Regions from separate parts of the Homo sapiens genome. Here region 1 is linked to region 2. Evidence: read pairs that join two places in POLR2A ChIA-PET (ENCODE). Cell type or tissue: endothelial cell of umbilical vein. All regions are shown on one strand. Each heading gives the region's core, and the rest is flanking DNA. Links, peaks and the distances in the headings are about the cores only.

What was found. ChIA-PET counts read pairs that join two places held together with the same protein. Peaks named below come from ENCODE experiments on the same cell type or tissue, not always from the same donor. Only the 100,000 strongest peaks of a DNase experiment are listed, where the experiment ranks them.
Region 1: POLR2A ChIA-PET joins it to region 2 with 9 read pairs; 2 of 35 experiments call an interaction of 5 or more read pairs at or near these places.

What each region holds. Positions count from the first base shown.
Region 1 is chr2:36,832,397-36,836,801 of GRCh38, forward strand. No RefSeq gene overlaps it. Among named protein-coding and RNA genes, the nearest start is that of STRN, 130 kb to the right of the region's middle. In endothelial cell of umbilical vein, for the core only: no CTCF peak of the experiment used is centred there; no DNase peak of the experiment used is centred there; H3K27ac peaks cover 254 bases.
Region 2 is chr2:36,405,967-36,410,371 of GRCh38, forward strand. All of the region lies in intron 2 of CRIM1 (cysteine rich transmembrane BMP regulator 1), which reads left to right. Among named protein-coding and RNA genes, the nearest start is that of CRIM1, 52 kb to the left of the region's middle. In endothelial cell of umbilical vein, for the core only: no CTCF peak of the experiment used is centred there; DNase peaks (open chromatin) are centred at 570, 965, 1,645, 2,435 and 1 weaker place; H3K27ac peaks cover 4,000 bases.

The sequences.
Region 1 (4,405 bases), core at 329-4,328, 430 kb after region 2:
TGAGATTTTGGTTCACCCATCACCGGAGCAGTATACACTGTACCCAATGTGTAGTCTTTTATCCCTCACCCCCCTCCCACCCTTTCCGCTGAGTCCCCGGAGTCCCCAAAAGTCCATTGTATCATTCTTAGTCCTTTGTGTCCTCATAGCTTAGCTCCCACTTATGAGTGAGAACATATGATGTTTGGTTTTCCATTCTAAGTGAAATGAGTTACTTCACTTAGAAAATGATCTCTAATTCCATCCAGTCTCCTGGCAATGCCGTTATTTCATTCCTTTTTATGGCGAGTAGTGTTCCATGGTGTATATATATACCACATTTTTTTTTTAATTTCACTTTAAGTTCCAAGATACACGTGCACGATGTGCAGGTTTGTTACATAGGTATACATGAGCCATGGTGGTTTGCCACACCTATCAACCTGTCATCTAGGTTTTAAGCCCCACATGCATTAGGTGTTTGTCCTAATGCTATCCCTCCCCTTCCCCTAACCCCGACAGGCCCCAGCGTTTGTTGTACCCCTCCCTGTGTCCATGTGTTCTCATTGTTCAACTCCCACTTATGAGTGAGAACATGCAGTGTTTGGTTTTCTGTTCCATGTTAGTTTGCTGAGAATGATGGCTTCCAGCTTCATCCATGTCCCTGCAAAGGACATGATCTCATTCTTTTTTATGGCTGCATAATATTCTATGGTGTATATGTGCCACTTTTTCTTTATCTAATCTATCATTGATGGGCATTTGGGTTAGTTCCAAGTCTTTGCTACTGTAAATAGTGCTGCAATAAACCTATGTGTGCATGTGTCTTTATAGCAGAATGACTTATAATCCTTTGGGTATGTACCCAGTAATGGGATTGCTGGGTCAAATTGTATTTCTTTCTGGTTCTAGATCCTTGAGGAATTGCCACAGTGTCTTCCACAATGATTGAACCAGTTTACACTCCCACCAACAGTGTAAAAGCGTTCCTATTTCTCCATATCCTCTCCAGCATCTATTGTTTCCTGACTTTTTAATAATCGCCATTCTGACTGGAGCGAGATGGTATCTCATTGTGGTTTTGATTTGCTTTTCTCTAATGACCAGTGATGACCTTTTTTTATGTCTGTTGGTGGCATAAATGTCTTCTTTTGAGAAGTGTCTGTTCATATCTTTTGCCCACTTTTTGATGGGGTTGTTTTTTTCTTGTAAATTTGTTTAAGTTCCTTGTAGATTCCAGATACTAGACCTTTCTCAGATGGATAGATTGCAAAATTTTTCTTCTATTCTGTAGGTGAAGCACTGTTTTCAAGAGTCAGGATATTAGGACTTGGTCTACAAATTACATTTATTACTTTTTATAATCAGGATGGGGGAGATATTAAAAGATGAACTTAGGTGCATAAAAATTTTAATGAGTTTATTTGAGCATTCAGCAATTCCTAAATCAGGCATCACCAGATTGCAAGCAGTTCAGCACTCCACTGAGGAGGTAAAAAGGTATAAGGTGTTTGTGATGGTTAATATTGAGTGTCTAGTTGATTGGATTAAGGATGCAATATTGATCCTGGGTGTGTCTGAGAGGGTGTTGCCAAAGGAGATGAACATTTGAGTCAGTGGGCAGGGAAAGGCAGACCCACCCTTAATCAGGTGGGCACCATCTAATCAGCCACCAGCGAATATAAAACAGGCAGAAAAATGTGAAGTGACAAAATGGGCCTAGCTTCCCGGCCTACATCTTTCAACCATGCTGAATGCTTCCTGCCCTCAAACATCAGACTCCAAGTTTTGGAACTTGGACTGGCTTTCCTTGCTCCTGAGCTGGCAGATGGCCTATTGTGAGACCTTGTGAGTTTAAGAATTAATACTTAATAAACTCCCATATATATATAATATGTATACACACACACACACACACATATATATATATATCTTACTAGTTCTGTCCCTCTAAAAGAACCGTGACTAATACAGTATTCAACGAAGCAAGATGAGGAAAATAACTGCTTGGTTAAAGTGGACAGTCCCTAATTAGAGGTTAGTTGGCAGTTTCTGATTGGTTAAGTTTCATTTTACTGTGTACATTGTGCTTACATAAGAACCCAAGGTGCTGGAGGTGTCTCAGCCTAATGGCTCCCAATTAATTATTTTAACAGGGAAATTGCAAAATAGGAATGAAGGACTAAAGACAGTTGTGGCAGAGAGAATTTGTTGGCTGGAATTTGTTATTTCCTATAGAGGCAGAAAAGTGAGATACTTTTTCTCAACATCCCTTAAACGTAGAGGAGGCCAACATTCTGGCCAATGAGATATGTGGGAAGTCTGTTGGAGGGCCTCTGGGAAGATTTCCTTTGCTGTCTGTATACAGTCAGCTTGGGCTTCCATAACAAAATATGATAGACTGGGTGACTTAAATAAACAAATTTTATTTTTCAGTCTGAAGGCTAGAAGTCCAAGATCAAGATGCCACCATGGTTGAGTTCTGGTGAGGCTCTCTTTATGGCTTACAGATAGCTCCCTTCTTGCTGTGTCCTCATCTGGCAAGGGGAGGCCAGGGGAGGGGAGGGGAGGGGAGGCAGTTCTACATGACACAAAATGCATGAGAGGTAGTTCTACATGACAAAGAATTGTCCCACTTAAAATGCCAAAATGCTTAAGAAACACTGATGTGACTGGTTCTCTATCAAAATAATGACAGACTATCTGGAAATATGCGAGGAAAATACTAACATTATTGATATAAGACCCTGAAATGGAAATTTAAGTAGTCTAAAAGTATAGAAATTAAATTGTAACGGCAAAACCAAAGACGCAGACAAAGAATGGGGAAAGGGAAAGTAACAGCATCTTTAAGCATCACTTATTTTGGAGAGGCACAGGAAGTGAATGTATTCTAAAAATCACATTTTTTTGTTTCAGGTTGGTAGGGGGTTAGTGAAGATTAGAGTGATTCTGTTTTTTCATAGAGTAGCAGGAAGATATCTGATTATGAATGAAGATAATTTTGAAAGAGAAACGCACAGTAGAAATCCCACATTAACATGAGAAAGACAGGAAGTGAATAATGACTTCATCAATCCAGCAAAAACGAAAAGAAACAATGAAGTAAAATAATGAACATAATAAAACAAAACCAGTGAACACCCAATATATCCACTGAAAGAAACTACCAGCCAGTTTCTTTCCTGGAAGACCTAGAAATAGGCAGCTTACAGGAAACACACTTAAAATGAAGGAATAAAGAAAAGTTGAAAGTAGAGACCCTTAAATAAAACAGTAAGACTAATCTATGAATATGCATGCTAAAGCTCCAAATAAAAGACTAGCAACTGAAACAAGGACTTATATGAAAACAACAACATATATGACCAAATAGGGTTTATTTCAAGGAGGCAAGCATGTTTTAATGTCAACTTCATACACACAATTGGTTAGTCAACAGCTTAAAGAAGAGTAACTCATGATCACATCAAAAGATGCTAAGAAGGCATTTGATGAAATTCAGCAGCCATTCTTTAAACCTGGAAAAACAGGAAAGAACCTATTTAAATAAAATAGAGATTATTTACCAAATAACAAGTAAAATACTCTAAATAACTAAATACCAAAACCATTTCCACTAAAGTTAATAATAGACAGGGAGGCCTACTTTTACCATTATAACTCAACACCACATTGGAGTTTCTAGACAACAAAAATTTCAAAAAAAGAATCAGTCAAACATTGAAAAAGACAAGATCAAATTATTTTTGTGAATGTCCCAATTGTATTTCTAAACATCTCGAGACTCTAGTGAAAACCTGCTATAATTCATGAGATTTAGTAAGCATTTACAATGTTTGTTGTATATAAGCATACAAAAACAGATTTTCTCTGTGTATTTTAAAATGTATTTTCTTAAATTTTTTTTTTTTTTTTTAAGAGATGGGGTTTTGCTATTTTGCCCAGGCTGGTCTGGAACTCCTGGGCTCAAGCAATCCTCCTACCTCAGCCTCCCAATGTGCTGGGATTACAGGCATGAGCCATGCACCTGGCTCCTCTCTTTATTTGTAATAAGCTCTTATAAATGAAAATGGTCACAATAGTGACCAAAATAAGAACATATTAAAAATTTTTTAAAGGCAAAGAACTTAAACTCTCAAATCTTACTAAAGATATAAATAAGATCCAAACAGAAAATGATATGTTGTTCTCAGATGGGAAGACAGTATTGTGGGTCAAACTTCCCCAAATTAATATGTAAATTTAATGTAATTTTAACTCCTAATTGGATTAAATTATTACAAACTTCAAATGCTGAGGATAGCCAACAAAGGCAGTAAAAAGAACAGTGGGCAGGGGCTTGGGAAGCGGAAAAGCTCTCCTGACCATATTATAAGGCCACCAATAACTGAATCCATATGATATTGTCATATGAAAGGAGAAT
Region 2 (4,405 bases), core at 115-4,114:
GTTTACCCATTTGGTCTTTGCTAAACTTTACAAATATGTCTAAAACTTTATGTCTATGGATTTTTTTTGGCAATTATATTGATCTCCTGTATGGCATTAAATGCCATTATTTCAAAATATTTCCTAATATGTTATTGACTGTATTAGAAATAATCATTAATTCACAAAATCAGATATACTGAAAATTAAATTATATGTTCTCCAAAAATATAATTGCTGTTTACTATGAGAGTATTATATAGCAGAGTTAAACTAATAAGACAGTCGTTACAAATTATCACCACTGTAATTGTTCCATTGGAGGGAGGATGGAAATGGGTGGGTTTTGTACATTTTATAAGGTTTATGAAGTTTAAGGGAAAGGATTTTGGGGAAAGCTCTTGGCCTTTCCAAACTGCTGTTAATATACTCATTGATAGTGGAATATATGACCTTTGATGGCACTTGGGAAGCTAAAGGAAAAATCAGCTGGGACCTTGATGATAACGAGGTCCCTGACCCACCCGGAAGGTGAGGTTAAATGTGTTTTCCTTTGGTCAAGGGAAGGGAATTCCAGATCCTTTGCTCATGTCAGGAAAAACCTTTGTGGGGGCCAGGACTTAGTGTTTTAAACTTGATAAGTCTTACTAGTTTAACTCTGCTAATATTTGACCCCTCCCCCCCCCCCAAAAAAAAACAAAAAAAGATAACCTCTCAAACTGATTCTCTTACTCGTCCTGAAACCAAGCATTCTGTATTGCAAGGGCCATGCCCTCTTTGCTTCAGGACTTTCATGTGTACAGATTCCTAAATTTTAAGTTACACAGCTGCTTCATCAAACTTACTCATCATAGATTCTAGTTTTCTTAGGCTAGTTACATCTGAAAGTGGTATTATGCTTGTGAATGTGTTGCTTTAGCTCATATAATTTGTTTAAAAAGTTTATTTTAGAGGAATCCAGTTAACACTGCTTATCAAGTTTAGAAACACTAAGTCCTGGCCCCCTCGAAGGTTTTTCCTGACATGAGCAGAGGATCTGGAATTCCCTTCCCTTGACCAAAGGAAAACACGTTTAACCTCACCTTCTGCGTGGGTCAGGGATCTCATTATCATCAAGGTCCCAGCTGATTTTTCCTTTAGCTTCCCAAGTGCCATCAAAGGTACTTGTTTATAAGGCAGTAAGACCATTATGCAACTTTAAATTTTATCCCACTCTGTTTGTAAAGACAATCACAAATTGACAATATTCTTTGTCTTTTCTTTTTTGGAGCATATATACAGAAGCACACACACATATACATATTCGTGTGTATGTATATGTATATCTGTAAACACAGATATGTAAAGTGACTTTAAAATACAAGTACATGTGTTTCATTTTAAATTCTAGCGATGTCATTGGGAAAGAAAGTGTAGACAAAGTTACATATTTTTGTAAGTAGTGTACTTTTATTTACGTTGACAGTTAATATTTAAAAATTTTTTGTTACAGATACAAATTTTGGGGAGAATTGTCCTTAGAAACATGTTTTAAATCGTTGTTCTGATGTCTTGATAACTGGTACCAGGAAAATAAAAGGGTTACCAAAAGGCAGAAACCAGTTTCAAATTATCTGGGAAATAAAAACAGGAAACTCAGGGAACTTGGCCTGAGACCAGTTGGAGAGGAGCAGTTGTTGGTTGAATAATTATACCTGCATTTTAACTGTTGGAAGTCATACAGCGACCTTCTGGTTGTTGTGATTTCTTGTGCCCGTCAAAAAAAAAAAAAAAAAAGGAAGTCACGATTAAATATCTTATGTCCAGTTACCAACAGGAGTGTGAGTGTAAAGGAGCCTCTTTATTCCTACACATTAGGTTACAAAAAGGATTGGTATAAAAAACAAATTTTCCAGTTGACATTTAGAGTGATACTTTCTATACAGTCATCTGTAAACAGCATAATAATGTTCTATACCATTCATTCATGGATTTTTTTTCACCTTCTTCTTTGCTTTAACTCTTAACTCTGAGCTTTGAAGCCATCTCTTCTGTCCAAAGATGTGCCTAGTTCAAGCACTTTTCTGTCCTCTTTCCATACCTAATCCCAGGTTGGTTAAAGGAGCACCAGAAGTTGTAGGTGAGCAGGTTTTGCTACATCTGGGCTTTATTTCAGGATTAAATAGAATGTACTTACTATGTGTTTTTAAAAGAGACTTATTGTTAATATTGCAAGGACAAAAACAACCTGACAGGTTGAGCCAGATAAATGGTGTTCTTGAGGGCCGTGCCTAAAACTTCACCAACCCAGGATGCCTAAAAAATGTTGGTCTAATGACTGACCTTAGCAGGGTGACATGTTCACTGCTGGGGTAGCCCTGAGCACTCCTGCGCGTGTTTGTGGTTTCTGACTTGGCTGTAGGTGACCTCTCAGTTTTTCCCAGGGCTCGGCGTGTGCTCTGTAACACAGAGCTGCTGAGTTGCTGCTTTGCCCAGCTGTGTCCGGCTAAGCCCTGGCCCCCACAAAGGTTTTTCCTGACATGAGAAAGGATCTGGAATCCCAGCCCGGGAGGCCTTCTGAGCTGCTGGCAAAGGATGCTGTGAGTGGAGACCACTCCCCATGGCAGAGCTCCCTTCCCTCTAAGGGGAGCTGGAGCTGTCCCTTCTGTGTCCACAGGGGTTCTCCGCCTCCTGCAGAGCGGAGCTGCAGCCCCAGGCTTGTCTCCATCAACCAGAGGGTTTGCATAAGCAGGAGCTGTCAGGCAATTAAAACCTCGTTAGTTAGTGTAATTAGTATTCCAAGACCATGATCTGGGATTTTGGACAACTCAACCAAGCTGGACAGTTTATATCCTGCTTATGAGAAGAAAAAAAAAAAGTCTGTGCAAGGGAAGTTCAAGAAAGAGTCTGGGAGCATAACCACTTTAGCATAAACTCACAGACAGTCAAAAAAGTGATCATTTCAAATGTTCTTATAATTTTATCACTATAGGTAAGGAATCTCTATTAGACACTGTGTTTTTTCTACTCTCCTGTCTTGCCAGTATTATATATTTACTAGTATCTTGATTAAGAGATCCTCAGAGGGGAAAAAAAAAAAGCTCTTTTAAATAAAGAGAGTTTTAATTAAAAAAGAAAATAATTTGCTAATGGGAGGAAGCAGGGCTGAATGCATACCATCATACGTAAAAATATACCACTAAGCAAAGCCCTACTTTCCTCCAGTTCTTGTTGAAGGTTAATAGAGCTAACCTTACATGAAAATTGTAAAGATTGCCAAATTTGTCTTTTTCCCACTATGCCCTCCCTATTCTTTTAGTTTTTTTCCACCTCAGAAGCCCAGCATCATCTTTCTCTCGTTTCCACCAGTAACTATAATCTAGGAAAAATTTTAAATTTAAATTTACCCTTTTTGATTGGTTGTACCCTAGAGTGTTACCTCTGCCAGCATCCCCACATTTTAATCTTAATTGTGAAATTCATATTGAATTCAATCCAGAAAGAAGGAGCAAGGATTTCTGCAGTCAATGATACCCCTTCCTGACTGAGCCCTGCTCACTTGGGGAGGATTGTCCTGGGGCTGGCCCATTGCATAGGGGCATTTGAGATGAATATGGAAAGGACCTCGCCCTAAGAAGTCTAGTGGGAGAGATCATAGACACAAGGAGTTATAATGAGGGTAGAGCAGCCATACCCAGTCTGAATAGTGTTATGCCCGGTAGACATTCTAGAAGACATTGATAAACAAGAATCAAAGCTAACTTTAATCAGTTTAAAAGCTACTTTGTGATTTATAGACACATATGTTTACTTCTAGAATTGGCACTTCTTTGTTCTTTGTGAAATGTGTAACTTAAGAAAGGTATTTAGGAGCACTAAAATTAAATATTTGAGTTTTTTTAAAGAAGCATTCTAATAATAAAATTTGACTCATTCCCTAGTTCATATTGACCTTCACTAAGCATACTGTTCTGGGGCATTTGAATAATTTGTTTCAAAAGCTATGAGACCATTCTTTTAATGGTGCATACGCTCTAAGATAAGAATAATGGATTCCCATTGGTTGATGATACATGCAAAGGTAGGGATATACTCTTACAGTGTGCCTTCCTGCTTTTGATTCGTGGTTTCTCTTGCTAAGTGTTTTCTGCATCAGGAGGAGGTGACAGCAGTAAGTGGTGCCTGTAAAGTTGGAAAAGGGAAGGAATTAACATGAATTAATGTCTGTGTGAGTTTTTAAGGAACTGGAATGTCCCTCTAAATCGAGGATGTGTTTTTTTTGTTTCTGGTTGACAACTTCCTAGTTTTCCTACACTTCATTATTCTTTTCTCTGTCACTGGGATTTTTTTTTCAATTTCCCGAAAAGCAAATGAAGTGCTTTATCCTTATCAGTAGCCTTTCTTTTCCTGTTCCAATAACAAAAGAACAATACAGGAATTTAATAAT